2 separate regions of the Homo sapiens genome follow, and region 2 is linked to region 1. The links are chromatin loops, found by intact Hi-C in ENCODE. Cell type or tissue: heart left ventricle. All regions are shown on one strand.

Region 1 (5,000 bases):
GCACCACCACACCCAGCTAATTTTTGTATTTTTAGTAGAGACGGAGTTTCACTATGTTGGCCAGAATGGTCTCGATCTCCTGTCCTCGTGATCCGCCCGCCTTGGCCTCCCAAAGTGCTGGGATTATAGGCGTGAACCACCACGCCCGGCCTAAAGTGTCTTTTTAACATAATAGTATGTCATGACCATATTACAATGCCATTAAATATTCTTTTTTAACAGGTGTATTGACAAATAATTGATATAGAGAACAACTGCGCGGTACTTAATGTACACAATTGGGTGAGTCTGGACATACACATACACCCGTGATACTTTCACCACAATCAAGGTAATAAACATATCCATCATCTCCAAAAATCTCATCCTTTTTTTTGTTTTGTTTTTTGGTGTTTTTTGTTTGGTTGGTTTTGGTGATAAGAATACTTAACATGAGATCTTTCCCCCCTTAGCAAATTTGTAAGTGCATGTATTGTTAATTATAAAAATATGAGTGCTATGTTGTACAGCAGGTCTCTAGAACCTATTCGCCTTGTATAACTGTAACTTTATACCCATTGAACAGCTCGTTTCTCCCTACCCCATCTCCTTGCAATTACCATTCTATTTGCTGCTTATATCAGTTCAACTATTTTAGATACCTTATGTAAGTGGAATCATGCAGTATTTGTCCTTCTGTGGCTGACTTATTTCACTTAGCATAATGTCTTCCAGGTCCATCCATGTTGTTGCAAATGATACAATTTCCTTCTTTTTTAAAGCTGCATACTATTCCATTGTATGTATATACCACGTTTTCTTTATTCATTTGTCAATGGACATTAAGGTTGTTTCCACCTCTTGGCTATTGTGCATAATGCTGCAGTGAACATGGATGTGCAAATATCTCTTTGAGAGTCTGCTTTGAATTATTGTAGATATACGCCCAGAAGCAGGATTGCCGGATCATAAGGTAGTTCTATTTTTAATTTTTTGAGGAACCTCCATACTGGTTCCATAGCAACTGCGCCATCTTACATTCTCACCAACGGTGCATAAGGGCTCCAATTTCTCTGCATTCCTCAGCAATACTTGTTTTCTGTTCTTTTGACAGCAGCCATGCTAATGGGTGTGATGCGATATCTCATTGTGATTTAATTTCCATTTCTCTAATCGTCAGTGATGTTGAGCATCTTTTCAGATAGTCCTTGGCCATTTTTGAGACTTTTAACACATATTGCCAAACCTTCCTCCAGAAATATTGGGCCAGTTGAAATTCCCACCAAGAATGTGAGGACGATTCTCCTTGCTTCTAGTCAACATCGTGTGTCTGTCAAGTTTTTAACTTTCTGCAAATAATGTCGATGAAATATTAAGCAAGCTGTTCACATTTGCCTTGTAACAGTAGCAGCTGGACACTATCTTTGAAGATAAAATGTCTCTGAGCCGGACGTTGCTGACCTCAATTTTCTTCTATGACCAGCGACACTGGAATCCTAGTCTTTGTTTTGGAGAGCTTTCAGTATCCCTTTCCTGTTTTAAACACTTGTATTGCTCCTGAGTTTTATCATTAAGATTTAAACGGCCGTTGAATTTGGGGCATTTTGGGCATTCACATCAAAGATTGCTCCAGAAAGAAGCCCTTGGGTTTGAGTGACAGGCTTAAGAAAACCTTGCCTTGTTATTCATGGGTCTCTACTATGGGGTCCATTGTCTTACGCTGCTGTTCTTGCCAATTCTTCCATAATACAGTAAAAATCAAAGCCTTAAGTAATAGGAGGTTATTTGCAAATGTTATTCTTTTTTTTTTTTTAGTAGCGCGATTCCTTGTTAACAAATGGAATATATTGAAAACTCTTTTGAGAATCCTCATGAGTAGGCAGAGGCTGGACAGTCTGTTCCCAGCCACCAGTGGTGACAAGGTGAAAGCCAGAAAATGGCTCTGTGTCAGCTACTAATGTTTCTCCCAAGGAGCCTCTTTTTAAAATTAGGGTTTCACACATTTCCCAAGTGTGTGTTCATGTGAGCTGAAAAGTTATGACCGCTTTTCAGTCCAGCAATTCACTAGGCATTTCCTCCATGTTCACTTCATGGATGAAGTGAATGCAGCCACTTTCAAAGTGTAGCTGAGGACCAGACTTCCCTGACAGGTGTTTCCAGAAGCAGCAGGTTTGGAGCCGGCAAGATCCCCTGGGATTCTTAAAACCATCTAACGACTTGGTAAAAGGCAAGAGCCATAAGAAAGAGCCACAGCCCAAATGTCATGTTATCAGCAAACCAATCATGTAATTATTTCTGCCCTCGCTCATCATGAAAATGTATGTGAACCACAGCCCAGCGTTGTGGCATGTTCCTGTCATCCCAGCTACTCAGGAGGCTGAGGCAGGAGGACTGCTTGAGTCCAGGAATTTGAGGCTAGAGTGAGCTATGATTGCACCTGTGAATATTGCCACTGTATTCCAGCCTGGGCAACAGGCTCTTGTTGTTGTTTTGTTTTGTTTTGTTTTTGTTTTTTTTGTTTTGAGACAAGGTCTCACCCTATAACCCAGGCTGGAGTGCAGTGGTACTATCTTGGCTCATTGCAACCTCCACCTCCTGGGTTCAAGCAATTCTCCACCTCAGCCTCCCAAATAGCTGTGATTAACAGGCACCCACCACTGTGGCCGGCTAATTTTTGTATTTTTAGTAGAGAGGGGGTTTTGCCATGTTGGCCAGGCTGGTCTCAATATCCTTTTTCATAAAAAAAAGCATGGACAGGGGGTAGCATGACCTTTGGTGGAAAGACACAGGCAGCCCCAGGCAACCTGGTGGGGATGGTGGGAGGAGGGAGAGAAGGCGGGGAGACAGGGAAATCAAAACACTGACCTCCGCTTCCTCCTTCTTTCTAATCCACTGTGGTTCCCCATTGTCCAGACCCAACTGAAAGCCAGTGGGTGAGCGGTTGGTGTTGTCTACACAGTTCAGCCTTCCAGGACAGAGAGTAGAGTGGGAAACGACGTAGGGTAGATCTGGAGGACAAATGAAGACGTCTGGCACGTCAGAGTAAACGGAAAATAAGAATGTGTAAATGCAGTGAAGCCGGGGATTAGTGACAGCATGTAAAATGTGTTCTATAAGGTATTCTGCAGCTGCTAGAGTGAGTTCAGATTTGGGGTATGTGCTTCCTACCAATTAGCACAGAGAGGGAAATCTGCTTGGAAGCAGATCCGTGGTGTCCATTAGGTAAAAGGAAGCTCAGGAGGAGACCCGCTGCTGAAGGAGGAGGCATGCTCTATGTGGAACTTGTTTCAGTCATGCTGTGGGACAGCAAAAGGAAATTGGTTAAAGAATTGGCTGCTATTCTCTGCCAGCTCAGGATTTATAAAGCTTCCCTCCCTATACTCACCTGGTGGATTGCTGCTGTCTTTAAAAGTTCTCTTGAGGCCGAGCACAATGGCTCACGCCTATAACCCCAGCACTTTGGGAAGCTAAACTGGGAGGCTTGCTTGAGCCCAGGAGTTCAAGGCCAACCTGGTCAACATAGCAAGACCTTGACTCCCTTAAAAAAATTTTTTTTTTAGTTTTAGTTTGTTTTTGCTTATGTTTTTTAAAATATAGAGATGAGGTCTTTCTATGTTGCCCAGGCTGGTCTTGAACTCCTGGGCTCAAGCAATCCCTCCACCTCGGCCTCCCAAAGTACTGGGATTACAGGCATGAGCCACAATGACCGGCCAAAAAAATTCTTTTTTTAATTAGTCAGAAGTGGTGGCACACACCTGTAGTCCCATCGACTTGGGAGGCTGAGGCAGATGATCTCTTGTGTCCAGAAGTTTGAGGTAACAGAGCCTGGGCAACAGAGCAAGACCTTGCCTCTTAAAAAATAATAATAATAATGCCGAGCACTGTGGCTCACACCTGTAATCCCAGCACTTTGGGAGGCCGAGGCAGGCAGATCACAAGGTCAAGAGTTTGAGACTAGCCTGGTCAATACGGTGAAACCCTGTCTCTACTAAAAAATACAAAAATTAGCCGGGTGTGGTGGCAGGCACCTGTAGTCCCAGCTACTCAGGAGGCTGAAGCAGGAGAATTGCTGGAACCCAGGAGGCAGAGGGTGCAGTAAGCTGAGATCACGCCACTGCACTCCAGCCTGGGAGACAGAGAGAGACTCCATCTCAAAAAAAAAAAATATTGCCAGGCATGTAATCCCAGCACTTTGGGAGGTCAAGGCGGGTGGATCACCTGAGGTCAGGAGTTCGAGACCAGTCTGGCCAACATGGTGAAACCCCATTTCTACTAAAATAAAAAAGTTAGCCGGGTGTGGTGGCGGGCACCTGTAATCCCAGCTACTCAGGAGGCTGAGGCAGGAGAATCACTTGAACCCGGGAGGCAGAGGTTGCAGTGAGCCGAGATTGCAACACTGCACTCCAGCCTGGGAAAAAAAAAATTATCTTGATTCTCGATATGGCAAAATCACTGAATGCACAGGAAGATGGCTCAGTCCTGGGGTCAGACCCCTGCTGTAACTGTTAATTCCCTGTGACCTATTGGAATGGACTCAATCACCCTATGCCTTAGTTTCTCAGTCTGTAAAATGGGTATCATGGCCGGATGCAGTGGCTCACGCCTGTAATCCCAGTACTTTGGGAGGCTGGAGCGGGCGGATCACCTGACGTCAGGAGTTCGAGACCAGCCTGGCCAACGTGGTGAAACCCTGTGTCTATTAAAAGTACAAAAATTAGCCAGGTGTGGTGGCATACACCTGTATTTGCAGCTACTCAGGAGGCGAGGTAGGAGAATTGCTCGAACCCAGGAGGCAGAGGTTGCGGTGACCCGAGATTATGCCATTGCACTACAGCCAGGGTGACAGAGTGAGAGTCCATCTCAAAAAAAAAAAAAAAAAAAAAAGGAATCATTAGGCCGGATGAGGTGACTCCCACCTGTAATCCTAGCACTTTGGGAGGCCAAGGCAGGCAGATTACCTGAGGTCGGGAGTTTGAGACCAGCCTGGTCAATGTGGTGAAACCCCATCTCTACTAAAAATA
Region 2 (5,000 bases), 190 kb before region 1:
TAGTTTCTTAAGACAGAAGTTAAGTTTTTCAACTCAGATCTTGCTTTTTAAAACATGGCTATTTAGAACTATAAATTTCCCTCCAATCACTGTTTTCGCTACATCTCATGAGTTTTGGTGTGTTGTGTTTTCATTTTCATTGATTCAAAGGATGTTCTAATTTCCCTTGTGATTTCTGCTTTGATTCATTGGTTATTTAGGAGTGTGTTAATTTCCTCAAATTAGTAATTTTCCCAAATTTCCTTCTGTTACTGATTTCTAATTTCATTCCATTTGGTTGGAGAACATACTTTGTATGATATCAACACTTGTGAGTGAATTTGGATTTGTTTTATGGCTTAACATATGGTCTATCCTGAAGAATGTTCCATTCGCACTTAAAAAGAATATGTATTCTGCTGTTGGGCAGAGTGTGCTATAGATTACTTTTAGGCCTACTTAGTTAATAGCATTGCACATATCTTCTGTTTCCTTGTTTACCTTCTTCCTGGTTGTCTATCTATTATTGAAATTAAGGTATTGAAGTCTACAACTATTATTGCTGAATTGTCTATTTCTGCCTTCAATTCTGTCAGTTTTTGTGTCATGCACTTTAAAACCCTATGTTAGGTGCACATGTGTTTATCATTGTTAAATCTTCTTGATATGTTGACTCTTTAATCACTATAAAATGTCTTCCTTTGTCTCTAGTAAAGATTTTTTTCTTAAAGTCTATTTTGTCTGATATTAGTTTAATCACTCTAGCTCTTTTCTGATTACTGTTTGCCTGGTATATCTTTTCGTATCCCTTCACTTTCAACCTATTTGTGTCTTTGAATCTAAAAGGTACCTCTTGTAGACAGCATATAGTTGAATCATTTTTTACCCATCTGCCAATATTTGTCCTTTAGTTGGAGTGTTTAATCCATTCCATTTAATATAATTACTGATAAGATTTTTGTCTGCCATTTTTCTATTTACTTTATATGTCTTATGCCTTTTTGTATTTCTGTATTCCTCCATTACTGCTTTTTTGTGGTAATTATTTTCTCATATGTTATTTTAATTTTATTATCATTTCTTTTGCCCCTCCTTTTTTTTATTTTTATTTTTTTTTGAGACAGAGTCTTGCTCTGTCACCCAGGCTAGAGTGCAATGGCATGATCTTGGCTCACTGCAACCTCCGTCTTCCAGGTTCAAGCAATTCTCCTGCCTCAGCCTCCCGAGTAGCTGGGATTACAGGCATGCACCACCATGCCCAGCTAATTTCTATTTTTAGTAGAGATAGGGTTTCACCATGTTGGCCAGGCTGGTCTCGAACTTCTGACCTCAGGTGATCTGCCCGCCTCAGCCTCCCAAGGTGCTAGGATTATAGGCATGAGCCACCATGCCTGGCCTTGCCCCCATTTCTTAAAGTTATTTTCTTAGTACTTGCCTTAGGGATTACCATTAACATCCTAAACCAACTTAAGTTAAATATTATCTAAAAACTATGCTCTTATATAGCATTATTTTCTCCTCCCATTCTTTGTGCTGTTATTGGCATACAAATTACATTTTTATACACCTTATGTCAGTTAACACAAATTTATAAGCATGAAGAAAGGAAGAATTACAAACAAAAATACATTAATATTGCCTTTTGTATTTACCTATGTAGTTACCTTTACTGGTGCTCTTTATTTCTTCTTTCTTATCTAATGTTCTTTCATTTCAACCTTAAGGACTCCCTTTAGTATTTTTCCTCAGCCAGATCTGCTAAGAACAAAATCTCCCTATTTTTGTTTATCTGGAAATATTTTGACATCTTCTTCATTTTGAAGGATAATTTTGCTGGATATAATTCTTGTTTGACAGTCTTTTCTTTCAGCATTTTGAATATGTCACTCACTGACTCCTGGCTCCCATAGTTTCTGATAAATCTTGTTGAGAATCCTGTGTATGTGATGAGTAGCCTCTTCCTGGCTGCTTTTAAGATTTCCTCTATGTCTTTGGCTTTTAACAGTTTGGGTATGATATATTTAGGTGTGAATCTCCTTTCAGTTTATTTGATGTTTGTTGAGCTTTTTGAATATATACAGTGATGTTTTTCATCAAATTAGGAAAGTTTGGGGTGATTACTTTTTTAAATATTTTCTTGCCCCATCCTCTCTCTCCTCTCCTTCTGGCATTCACAGTATGCGTATGTTGGTATGCTTCATGGAATCCCACAGATCTCAAGGCTGTTCACTTCTTTGTTGTTGTTGTTTTTTCCTCTCTCTCTTTATCCTTGGACTGGAAAATTATCTTACTGACATGCTCAAATCTGTTGTTAAGCCTCTCTGATAAATTTTTTATTTCAGTAATTGTACTTTTCAATTTGAGATTTTCTATTTGGTCCTTTCTCATAATTTCTATCTCTTTTGATATTCTATTTTTGGTGAAACATCATTCTAATATTTTAATTTTTTATAAATGGTTTCCTTTAGCTATTTGAATATTTTAAATAAGTAAACCAATGTCTGGAGTTCCTTGGGGATAATTTCTATTGACTGGGTTTTCTTTCCCACTGTGTATCAACAATGCTTTCTTGTTTATTTGCAAGTCTTGTGTTTTTTGTTGTTGCTGCTGCTGAAAACTGGATATTTAAAATAATATAATGTGGCAACTCTGGAAATCAAATTATTCCCTCTCTGCAGGGTTTGTTGTTGCTGTGGTTGTTTTCTTGGTGACTTTTCTGAACTACTTCTATAAAGTCTTATTCTTTGTTGTGTGTAGCCATTGAAGTGTTTGTTCAGTTAGCTCAGTTGTCAGCCAGTGATTGGGCAGAAATTTCCTTAAATGCCTATTACCAATAGGTTTCCTAGTCTTTGCTGAGGAGTTTTGTGTGCATGTTGGGGGTATTACTTCAACACTTAGCCAGGCCGTTTAAAAATCAATCTTGGCCTTCACTTCCTGCTTATGCAGAGTCTCAAAATTATCCAAAGTGGAGAGCACAGGGCCTTCTCAGGGCCTTCCTGAGCAGGGGCATAGCCCTTGGGCATGTGCACAGTCCTAAACATGTGCCTGGCCTTCTAGATTCCCAAGACTATATCAAAGCCTTTCAAAGACCCCTGTGGACATTTCATTTCCTAGCTTTTCCTTTTAAGCTTTTAGGTTTGTGTACTGTTTCCCCAAACTGTTATCTACCATCTTGGGAAGCTGTAATGTTAAACAATTGCCTAATTGTTTTAGACAACTGTCCCTGGGGAAAAAAAGCTGTTCACACTGGATGAGCTACCAGTCAGATCAAATAAAGACAGCCTTGTGTGGGGGTCTTCCAGAAACCACTAGACAAGTCAGATAGTGGCAATTCTCTGGAAATGAGGCTTTGAAGGAGCTTCAGCTCTGTTCTTCCCTTTCCAGGGTCTGCCAGGCCACTGGTTTTCACCATGATTGCAGACTATTGGTTTTCAAGGTTACTACTACGGAGCTCAGGAGTGGGCAATAGTAATAAGGCCAATTAGATTGCCATAAAGCTTGCATTTCATACAAAGATACAGTCGTTTTTCTTGAATAAATGCTCCCCAGATTGCTGCAAGCCTTTGGTTAACTTCAGCAAACGTTGACTCTGACCATTTTTGCCGATGATCTCATTGTTTCTATAGAGGAGATGATTTTTGGAGGTCCCTGCTCCACCTTTTTTGCTGATATCACCTCCACCTCAACCATCCTATGGTGCCTTTAAGAGGAAAGTATGATTCATGGTCCAGATATCAACAGTGAGAGCTCTGCTCTTGAGGCTGCAGTAGGCAGGTTGGGATTTATGGAGCAGAAGGAACTTAAAGAGAACCTTGAAAGAGAGAATTTTAAGTAGTCTACCTGACAGAGTAGGGAGGAGGGTACAGCACCTTCCAGAAAGAGGAAATACTGGGGTGTTTATTGTTGTAGTAAATGTTTTTAGTTCAGACAAGAAAGTCACTATAGACTCAATATCAAAAAGTACAAAAGAAAAAATAGATTTCCAATGCGTGCAAGCCTCTGATCCTATCATGGGGCCATGTGACTCATTTAGACCAATCAAATGTGAGTGAAAATAAAGATGGACACCTTCGGGCCCAAGAGGGCTAGGGCATAGCTCTTTATCCACCCACTGAATGAAGGGGATTGTGAGGCCCTGGAGGAGGCATAGCCATGAGCTGGAAGGAGCCTAGGTCCATTATATTGGTACTGGACTTGTCCTGAGCAAAACTTTACTTCTAGTGTGTTAAGCTACTGGGATTTCAGAATTTTTCTTTTACAACTACCGGCATTATCTTAACTAATACAAACATCATTAATCCTGAATTTTTTTTTACATATTCCTTTCTAGTTCTTATCAGCGTGCATTTACTTTTGCATAGCTGTTATCATAGCATACAGACCATTTGTATTCATTTTTTAACATATAGATCTATTAAGATATTTTCCATGTCCACCATTATCTTTATAGTTATCATTTTCAATAACTAGATAATATTTCACTGAACAAATGTAAACATGTCTCCGATTGAACATTTGTTTTTCAATTATTTTTGTCTTTTTGAGAAAAAACAAAACAAAACAAAATAACCAAAGAAATACAGTGTTCTCAATGGGGTAGAAGAACCTATTGTCAAACAACTTTACTATTAGCTGGTTAATATACACAGAGAGCTCAGGAGAATGAGATGGCTTTCCCTCAGCGTCACTTGTGATTGAGACCCACGCTGGAGGACCCTGGAGGACCTTATTCTCTTTCCTCTGCTTCTCACCCCTGGGGTCCTCTCCTCCACCTTCAGCATTTGGTTCCGTCCCATTCCATCCAGGGAGACCCAGAGGATCCCTCCACAATCCCTGTCTCCCACAGACACAAAGACACAATTTCTGATCTTGCCTTGAAGCCTGCCTGGAACAACAATTAAACACCTCCCTCAAATCAGTCGGGAGTGTGGCAGGAGACAGAGAACAGATTTTAATTATGTCATCTGAGGATCGTTTCACAAAGAAATGATCTGTAAGGTGTGAGCACGGAGTAACAAAAC

What was found. A loop is a pair of places that touch in the nucleus more often than their neighbours do. Peaks named below come from ENCODE experiments on the same cell type or tissue, not always from the same donor. Only the 100,000 strongest peaks of a DNase experiment are listed, where the experiment ranks them.
Region 2: a loop joins it to region 1, with 3 times the contacts of the local background. A loop is called at or near these places in 7 of 110 quality-filtered maps.

What each region holds. Positions count from the first base shown.
Region 1 is chr10:125,172,435-125,177,434 of GRCh38, reverse strand. No RefSeq gene overlaps it. Among named protein-coding and RNA genes, the nearest start is that of CTBP2, 14 kb to the right of the region's middle. In heart left ventricle, no CTCF peak of the experiment used is centred here; no DNase peak of the experiment used is centred here; H3K27ac peaks cover 187 bases.
Region 2 is chr10:125,362,175-125,367,174 of GRCh38, reverse strand. No RefSeq gene overlaps it. Among named protein-coding and RNA genes, the nearest start is that of CTBP2, 200 kb to the right of the region's middle. In heart left ventricle, no CTCF peak of the experiment used is centred here; no DNase peak of the experiment used is centred here.